Linked DNA regions of Homo sapiens: region 1 is linked to region 2. A link is a contact called in ENCODE Hi-C or POLR2A ChIA-PET data. All regions are on one chromosome and are shown on one strand. Each heading gives the region's core, a stretch centred on a gene start or an enhancer-like site at or near the end of the contact. The rest is flanking DNA. Distances are from core to core; before and after follow the strand shown.

The links. A loop is a pair of places that touch in the nucleus more often than their neighbours do. ChIA-PET counts read pairs that join two places held with the same protein, here RNA polymerase II (POLR2A). Pooled maps may share reads with other maps.
Region 1: a pooled map shows a loop between it and region 2 (3-fold over the local background). The contact joins two enhancer-like sites. A Hi-C loop is called at or near these places in 1 of 50 pooled maps. POLR2A ChIA-PET finds 5 or more read pairs at or near these places in 2 of 52 experiments (WTC11 and activated CD8-positive, alpha-beta memory T cell).

The regions. Positions count from the first base shown.
Region 1 is chr7:100,448,807-100,452,889 of GRCh38, reverse strand. No RefSeq gene overlaps it. Among named protein-coding and RNA genes, the nearest start is that of SPACDR, 13 kb to the left of the region's middle. RefSeq lists a silencer at 2,001-2,100. Within about 2 kb of position 2,054, at least 35 of the 41 ENCODE cell types and tissues checked have a DNase peak (open chromatin) inside an H3K27ac peak, as active enhancers do.
Region 2 is chr7:99,377,932-99,382,367 of GRCh38, reverse strand. The region is part of intron 1 of ARPC1B (actin related protein 2/3 complex subunit 1B); the gene reads right to left. Among named protein-coding and RNA genes, the nearest start is that of ARPC1B, 5.4 kb to the right of the region's middle. RefSeq lists enhancers at 1,132-1,451, 2,052-2,371. Within about 2 kb of position 2,992, at least 32 of the 41 ENCODE cell types and tissues checked have a DNase peak (open chromatin) inside an H3K27ac peak, as active enhancers do.

The sequences.
Region 1 (4,083 bases), core at 805-3,304, 1.1 Mb before region 2:
AATAACAAACTTCCTCAGGCTTCAGGGAGTGTTGAGTTAACCTGCAGAAACAAGGTAAGTTCCTGGGAGGTGCTAACTAGCAGTTGCCGGAGACAGAACCAGCCCAGCCTTTGGGCTCACAAAGACCAGGTTCAAATTCTGCCTTTCCTGGCTGTGTGACCTTCAGCAAGTGAATTAACCTGTCTGAATCTCTGTCTCAAAAGCAAGGCTCTGTCTCAAGAAAAAAAAAAAAGGAAAATAAATGAAATAGTTATTAGAGTGTGGTCCTGGACCAGAGCATCGCATTCCCCAGAGAGTAGTAGAAATTCAAACTCCAGGCCCTGCACCGCAGACCTACTGAATCAAAAACCCTAGGATGGGGGCCAGCAATCTGTTTGAACACGCCTGCTGAAGTTTGGGAATCACTGCCACACTGCATGGGAATGTAGACTGTTGGGATTCTGAAGCTTAGGACATATCACAATCTCCTGAGAGCTTGTTAAAAACACAGATTCCAGGCCGGGCATGGTGGCTCACACCTGTAATCCCAGCACTTTGGGAGGCTGAGGCAGGTGGATCACGAGGTCAGGAGATGGAGACCATTCTGGCTAACGCAGTGAAACCCCGTCTCTACTAAAAATACGAAAAATTAGCCAGGCGTGGCGGCACTCACCTGTAGTCCCAGCTACTTGGGAGGCTGAGGCAGGAGAATTGCTTGAACCCGGGAGGTAGAGGTTGTAGTGAGTGGAGATTGCACCACTGCACTCCAGCCCGGTGACAGGGCGAGACTCTGTCTCAAAAAAATAAAACAAAAACAAAAAATAAAATAAGAAAAAAAAAACACAGATTCCAGGCCATGAACGGTGGCTCACGCCTGTAATCTCAGCACTTTGGGAGGCCAAGGCGGGTGGATCACCTGAGGTCAGGAGTTCAAGACCAGCCTGGTCAACATGGTGAAACCCTGTCTCTACAAAAATATAAAAATTAGCTGGGCATGATGGCAGGTGCCTGTAATCTCACCTATCTGGGAGGCTGAGGCAGGAGAATCGCTTGAACCTGGGAGGCAGAGGTTGCAGTGAGCCGAGATCAAGCCACTGCACTCCAGCCTGGGCAGCAGAGCAAGACTCCGTCTGAAAAAAAAAAAAAAACCCACAGATTCCAACTGGGTGTGGTGGCTCATGCCTGTAATCTTAGCACTTTGGGAGTCCAAGGTGGCAGGATCACTTGAGCCCAGGAGTTTGAGGCCAGCCTGGGCTACATAGCCAGACCCCATCTCTACAAAACAAACAGACAAAAAAGAAAAGTAGCTGCTGGTGGTGGTGGTATGTGCCTGTGGTCCCAGCTGCTCGGGAGGCTGAGGTGGAGGATGGCTTGAGCCCAGGAGTTTGAGGCTGCAGTGAACCATGATGATGCCGCTGCACTCCAGCCTGGGCAACAGAGCGAGAGCCTGTCTCAAACCAGACAAGACAAAACAAAACAAAAACCAGATTTTTGGCCTCAAAGTCAGAAACTGAGGTGGGGTCTGGGAATCCTTTTTTTTTTTTTTTTTTTGAGATGGGGTCTCACTCTGTTGCCCAAGCTGGAGTGCAGTGGCACAATCTCGGCTCACTGCAACCTCCGCCTCCCGGGTTCAAGCGATTCTCCTGCCTCAGCCTCCAGAGTAGCTGGGATTACAGGCGTGCACCACCACGCCCGGCTAATTTTTATATTTTTAGTAGAGACGGGGTTTCACCATGTTGGCCAGGCTGGTCTCGAACTCTTGACCTCGGGTGATCTGACCACTTCGGCCTCCCAAAGTGTTGGGATTACAGGCATGAGCCACCACGCCCGCTGGAATCGATATTTTAACCGGAGATGAGTTTTATTGGGGTGGGGGGTGCCCCGGAGGCTGCACTGCGGGGAGATCACAGAAGGCACCTTGGGGTATTGGAGACTCTGGCCTGGGGGACTGAGGACTCCCCTTGGGTGGAGGAGGGGAGATGCAGCTGGAGAGAGGACACCTGGACACCTGCCCAATCCAGTGACGTCAGCCTCGTCTGCTGTCAGAAGGGGGCGGGGCCTCGGGGGCGGAGTCTCTCCCGCCTCAGCCCTCGGTCTAGTCTGGCCACCTTCCCAGTCTGGTGGGTGCAGGTGGGGAGAAGCCTGGGTCTGGGGGCAACAAGCGCGGGTAAGACCTGTAGGGGGCCAGCTAGGGACGCCAGCGGGGGCCGGGTGGTCGGGCGTGGCGGCCGCGGCGAAGCTGGGGGACTTGAACAGCCTGTCTCGTCTTGGTCCTGACCTCCAGGTGGCGCCGCGGTGCGCGGACCGGCGTTAAGGTCGCGTCGCCCTTGGCCTCTGGCTGGGGAAGCCCCTACGGCCTAATGGGGGTGGTGGAGGAACTGCTAGAGGGGCTCTAGGCCATAGCCGGGAACAGAGAGACCTCCCTATGTGAGCCCCCGGAGACCCTGACCGCGGGCTCTGCCGCTCCTCCCAGCACCCCTACGACATTAGCCGATGGGGGAGCCGACATTAGCGGATGGATTCTTAAACACTAAAGGGTCTCCAGAGCATAAAATGGGCACTGGTGACACTGCTTCCACGGGACGGTTAGTTTCTAGTGAAAACAGCTTCTCCACTGCGCATGATGGCTCATGTCTGTAATCCTGACATTTCGGGAGGCCAAGGTAGGGAGAACTGCTTGAGCCCAGGAGTTCAAGACCAGCCTGGGCAATATAGTGAGACCCCATCTGTCGCTTTTTTTTTTTTTTTTGAGACGGAGTCTTGCTCTGTCGCCCAGGATGGAATGCGGTGGCGCGATCTCGGCTCATTGCAACCTCCACCTCCCAGGTTCAAGCGATTGTCGTGCCTCAGCCTCCCGAGTAGCTGAGATTACAGGCATGTGCCACCACGCCCAGCTCATTTTTTTGTATTTTTAGTAGAGAGATGGGGTTTCACCATGTTGGCCAGGCTGGTCTGGAACTCCTGACCTTAAATAATCCACCTGCTTTGGCCTCCCAAAGTGCTGGGGTTACAGGCGTGAGCCACTGCGCCCAACCATGAGACCCTATTTCTAAAAAAAATAATTTTAGGCCGGGTGCGGTAGCTCACGCCGGTAATCCCAGCACTTTGGGAGGCGGAGGAGGGTGGATCACCTGAGATCAGGAGTTCCTGACCAACCTGGCCAACATGGTGAAACCCTGTCTCTACTAAAAATACAAAAATCAGCCGGGCATGGTAGTGGGCGCCTGTAATCGCAGCTACTAAGGAGGCTGAGGCAGGAGAATCGCTTGAAACCGGGAGGCAAAGGTTACAGTGAGCCGAGATTGCGCCACTGCACTCCGCCTGGGCAACAGAATGAGACTCCGTCTCAAAAAAAAAAAAAAAGAAAAGAAAAGAAAAGAAAAAATAAATAATAATTAAATTAACTGGCCATAGTGCCATGCACCTAAAAGTCCCAGCTACTTGGGAGGCTGAGGTGGGAGAATTGCTTGAGTCCAGGAGTTAGAGGCTGCAGTGAGCTGTGATTGCATCACTGCACTCCAGCCTGGTTAACAGAGCAAGACCTTGTCTCAAAACAAAACAAAATTCAACAAAACAAATCCTGCCTCATCCGATTCTTGGCCAGGACACACTGGTGTGGAAACCCTCCTTCCCCACCAAGTTCGCATCCTGCCCGGCCCCCCGGGTTCCACCTGCAGCCACTCTATCCCTCTAGCCCAGAACTAACCCAGCCTCCACCCCTTGTCGTCCCTTTGTTTTCAGGATAACCTGAAATCCTAGCACTTTTGGAATAAACCTGTAATCCTAGCACTTTGGGAGTCCAAGGTGGCAGGATCGCTTGAGCCCAGGAGTTTGAAGCCAGCCTGGGCTACATAGCCAGACCTCATCTCTACAAAACACTCCCTGTGCCCTGGCCTTTCCTCAGCCTGGGGGCCAGTAGAAAAAGTGTGGGGCATTTCGAGGTTTTTCTCAGGTTGAAGGACTGGCAAGGTGTGTCTGTGGTAGTAACTTGTGGGGAAGGGACTGGGCCCTGATTCTCAGGGCTCTGCTTTGAGCCTAGGCTATATTTTATTTAATTTTAATATTTATTTATTTGTTTGTTTTGTTTTGTTTTTAGTTGTTTGA
Region 2 (4,436 bases), core at 1,743-4,242:
TGCAATGTCGCAGTCTTGGCTCACTCCAACCTCCGCCTCCTGAGTAGCTGGGATTACAGGTGCGCACCACCATGCCTAATTTTTATATTTTTAGTAGAGACAGGGTTTCACCATGTTGGCCAGGCTGGTCTTGAACTCCTGACCTCAAGTGATCCGCCCGCCTCGGCCTCCTAAAGTGCTGGAATTACAGGCATGAGCCACCGCGCCTGGCCAGGTGCTCTGTATACATTCTTGACTTCAACACTCCCACCAGCCCTGGACTTTCAGGGAGGCCTGGCTGCACTTGGGGAGGGATGCCAGGCTCCAGGTCAGCTCCAGATGACAGATGTGGGGGCTGAGGCCACCTGCCCAGAGTCACCAGTGACAGCCATTAGATAATGTGGCTGCCTCCCTCACCAGACTGGCAGTTTTGTGTTGGGTCTCAGGGCCTGGGCTGGGAGCCAACCAGGACTGGGAACCCTGAATGCCCCAGGAGGCCGGTGGCTGCCCCGTCACTGCCCTGCCCAGGGGCCGGCCCATCCTGCACTGCATCTGGGCCCAGGCACAAGGGAAAGGCAGAACGACCTTTGCCTGGGGCTGCAGTTTGGCCCCACAGGGCTCAGTGACCAGCCTGCCCGAGGTCACAACACAAAGCCCCCTGCGCTCACTGCCTGGAAGGCCCTGTCCACCTCCTGCTCACTCCAGATCCAAACCGCTTGCTTTCACTTGTATCAGGATGTCCTGGAAGATTCCTGGAGCAGCACAGGACACACACACATGCACATGTGTACATGCACGGGGCAGGGACCTCATGTTTCCTCCATGCTTAGAACAGGACCCCGGTGGGTCCCCAGTCAGCATTTGCTGAGCAAGTAGACACACGCAGCGCAGGGTCAGGCCACGCACACAAACACATGCGTGTTCAGCCTCACACACACAAGCACACTTTGCATGTTAAGCCTTGCACACACACATGCACACTGCACCTCCCCACACTTTAAGCACATGTTTAGCCTTGCACACATGACCATACTCCCCACATGCACGTGTTGAGCCTCACACACAGGCACACTGCAGGCCTGCACACATGTATGTTCAGCCTTGCACACACGCAAGCGCACTGTGTCCACAAGCACACTTTGCACGTGTGGGCAGCCTTACCCAGAACAAGCACCCGGCACCCACTGGGGCTGCCTCTGCAGCCTCTCTCTCCTTATAAGGCCTCTTTGTGTAAGGTGAGGGCCCCGGAAGCACCATCTCAGCGCCCTCAGCCATGTCAGCAGGTCTGATGGGGGTTTCCCTGAGCGTTTCCTGTGTTCCCAGGCTGGGACATCACCACCCACATCTGATGCCAGCACTGTGCAGAGAGAAGCTCAAGGCCTGTGACTGATTCACGGTGCTCATCTACACCCCGACAACCCCCATGGTCCAAGGTCACCAGCAGGGCAGGGGCAGGGTGAAGGCCAGAAGCCCACTTTCACACTCCACCCAGGCTCTGGTTGGCCCCAGGACTCCAGCTGAGGCCAATTTTTCCCTCCCTTTCAGCCCCAGGAGGCCCAGACTGAAGGAACCTCCGGGGATGAGGGTGGGAGAGCCCAGACTCAGAACCCTGGGTTGATGCACAGACTCTGACATCCCAGCATCAGTGGTCACATTCTTGCTGTGTGCCCAGCCACATCTCTGCCCTGGCTGTCAAGACGGAGTGGCTGGCTCTGCTGAAGACAGCAACCCCCACGTGTGCCAGTGGGCAAGGGCAACCGAGAGGACTTGAAGAGCCCTGACCACTGTTTCTAGGACCTAGACATACTCAAGGGGCAGAGGAGGGGCTGGAAAAGATGGCCACAGTGGTACACTAGTGACTGGCAGAGGAGGGAGGTTGAGACCACACCTATCAGCCAATCACACTTCAGCATGAATTAGCAGAAATACTTCCTAGTCTGTTGAACAAACCCCTTAAATGGGGCAAAGAAGTGTTAAGGGGGCGAGAGACAGGAAGACTCATTTCCCTTTTTCCATAACTTCTGCAAAGCAGCTGAAACCCAAAGCGCCTCTGCGATAACTCCCCAACCCCCACATCTTACCAGTGAGGAAGTGGGAGAGCAAAAAGGGAGTGGCTTCTCTCAGCCAATGCTGCCACAGGGCTCCAGTCTCCTGCCTCAGGGATTCTAGCCGGGGACACTCCAACTTCATCATCCTCAGGAAAACCTCTCACCTACCAAGCCTGCGTGAGCCAGCGTGTGCTCACCCCCGCCTGCCAATTACCCTGCTCTGGATGTCTCAGGAGAAAAATACGAGGGCTGCTTCACCCACCAGTGTTGACAGCATAAGGTCTCAGTGATGGCTCCTGGGGGAGGGATCCAGGACACCAACCCACTATCACTGTGGCCCTGTGAGCCAGCACTGTGGGCCTGTTTGATGTTAAGAAACCAGAGAGAGGAGGGGATAGCCGGGCACAGTGGCTCACGCCTGTAATCCCAGCACTTTCGGAGGCCGAGGTGGGTGGATCACTTGAGGTCAGGAGTTTGAGACCATCCTGGCCAACATGGCAAAACCCCGTCTCCACTTGGAAAAAAAAAAAAAAAATTAGCCAGGCATGGTGGTGCCAGGCAAAGAAAGCCTCAGGCTGCCCAGCGGCGGGGTGGTGGTGGTGAGGCACTCTAAAGTCCTGGGCCTTGATACTCTCTCCCTTACTGTGCTGGGTTTACATTCTAGCTGTCTTCATACTGGCTGGGTGCCCTCAGCCAATATTTCCCTCCCATCTTAATCCAGATGAGGCTGGGGCTAGACTAGGCACAGGCTGCGGGACCCTTCTTGCCTGGCTTCCTTAGGTTTCCCTGAATCCAGAGGTTTGGCTGTATCAGAGGCTAAACCAAGGAGGAGTTGCCTGGAGGAAAGATCTCAGCATTACAGGCGCTCTGGGAAGTCCCCACCCAGCTCAGGCAGTTCTTGGATAGAGCAGCCAGCAGGCTAATTTGCACCGTGCTAAGCGGTTACTCAACTTCCTATGCTGGGTCAGAGCCCTTCCTACCCCTATCCTTCCCTCTCCAGCTCTGCTCTTGAAGTCTTACCAACCACGCAGAGTGAAGTCAAGAAACACACATGAAAACAATCGTAAGGTACCATTAAAGCACCGGTTAGTCATCCAAACAAAACAAAAACACACAAAATTCAATGCTAGCAGAGCTGTGGAGAAATTGTCATTTGTTGCTAATTGGTTTAATTCTTCTGAAGGGCACTCAATTCAACAAGTGGGTGGGACCAAATATTAATAGAACAGAATAACACTAACAGGAACTTGAAAATTAGCATTCTGGCCAGGTGTGGTGGCTCACGCCTATACTCCCAGCACTTTGGGAGGCCGAGGTGGGTGGATCACGAGGTCAGGAGATCGAGACCATCCTGGCTAAAACGGTGAAACCCCGTCTCTACTAAAAATACAAAAAATTAAGCCGGGCGTGGTGGCGGGCGCCTGTAGTCCCAGCTACTCGGGAGGCTGAGGCAAGAGAATGGCGTGAACCCGGAAGGCGGAGCTTGCAGTGAGCCGAGATTGCGCCACTGCACTCCAGCCTGGAGGACAGAGCAAGACTCCATCTCAAAAAAAAAAAAAAAAAAAAGAAAAAGAAAATTAACATTCTTTGGTCACATACACCCATTTGGTCCTAAGAAAACAGCAACACATTTTTCTTTCTTTTTCTTTTTTATTTTTGAGATGTAGTCTCATTCTGTCGCCCAGGCTGGAGTGTAGTGGTGCATTCTCGGCTCACTGCAACCTCCGCCTCCCAGGTTCAAGCAATTCTCCTGTCTCAGCCTCCCCAGTAGGTGGAACTACAGGTGCCCACCACCACGCCCAGCTAATTTTTGTTTTTGTTTTTAGTAGAGATGGGGTTTCACCATGTTGGACAGGCTGGTCTCGAACTCCTGACCTTGTGATCCACCCGCCTCGGCCTCCCAAAGTGCTGGGATTACAGGTGTGAGCCACCACGCCTGGCCCCATTTTTCTTTTTTAAAAGCAAACAGGTGGGGTGCCATGGCTCACGCCTGTAATCCCACCATTTTGGGAGGCCAAGCCAGGTGGATCACTTGAGTCCAGGAGTTCGGAGACCAGCCTGGGCAACATGGCAAAACCCTGTGTCTATAAAAACTACCAAAAAAAAAAAAAAAATTAGCGGGATGTGATGCTGTACGCCTGTAGTCCTGGCTATCTGAGGGGCTGAGGCTGGAGGATTCCTTGAGCTGGGAAGGTGGAGGTTGCAGTGAGCCGAGATCTCGTCACTGTACTCCAGCCTGGGTGACAGAGTGAAACCTCATCTAAAAAATAAAGCAAACATGTTTATAATAGCTGTCTTTATAATGGTGACAGTGTGGAAAAACCCAGGTGACAATATGGAAAGAGTAAATTATGACATTAACATGTTGAGATGCTACGTAATTATTAATATTAGAAAAGACCTATCAAC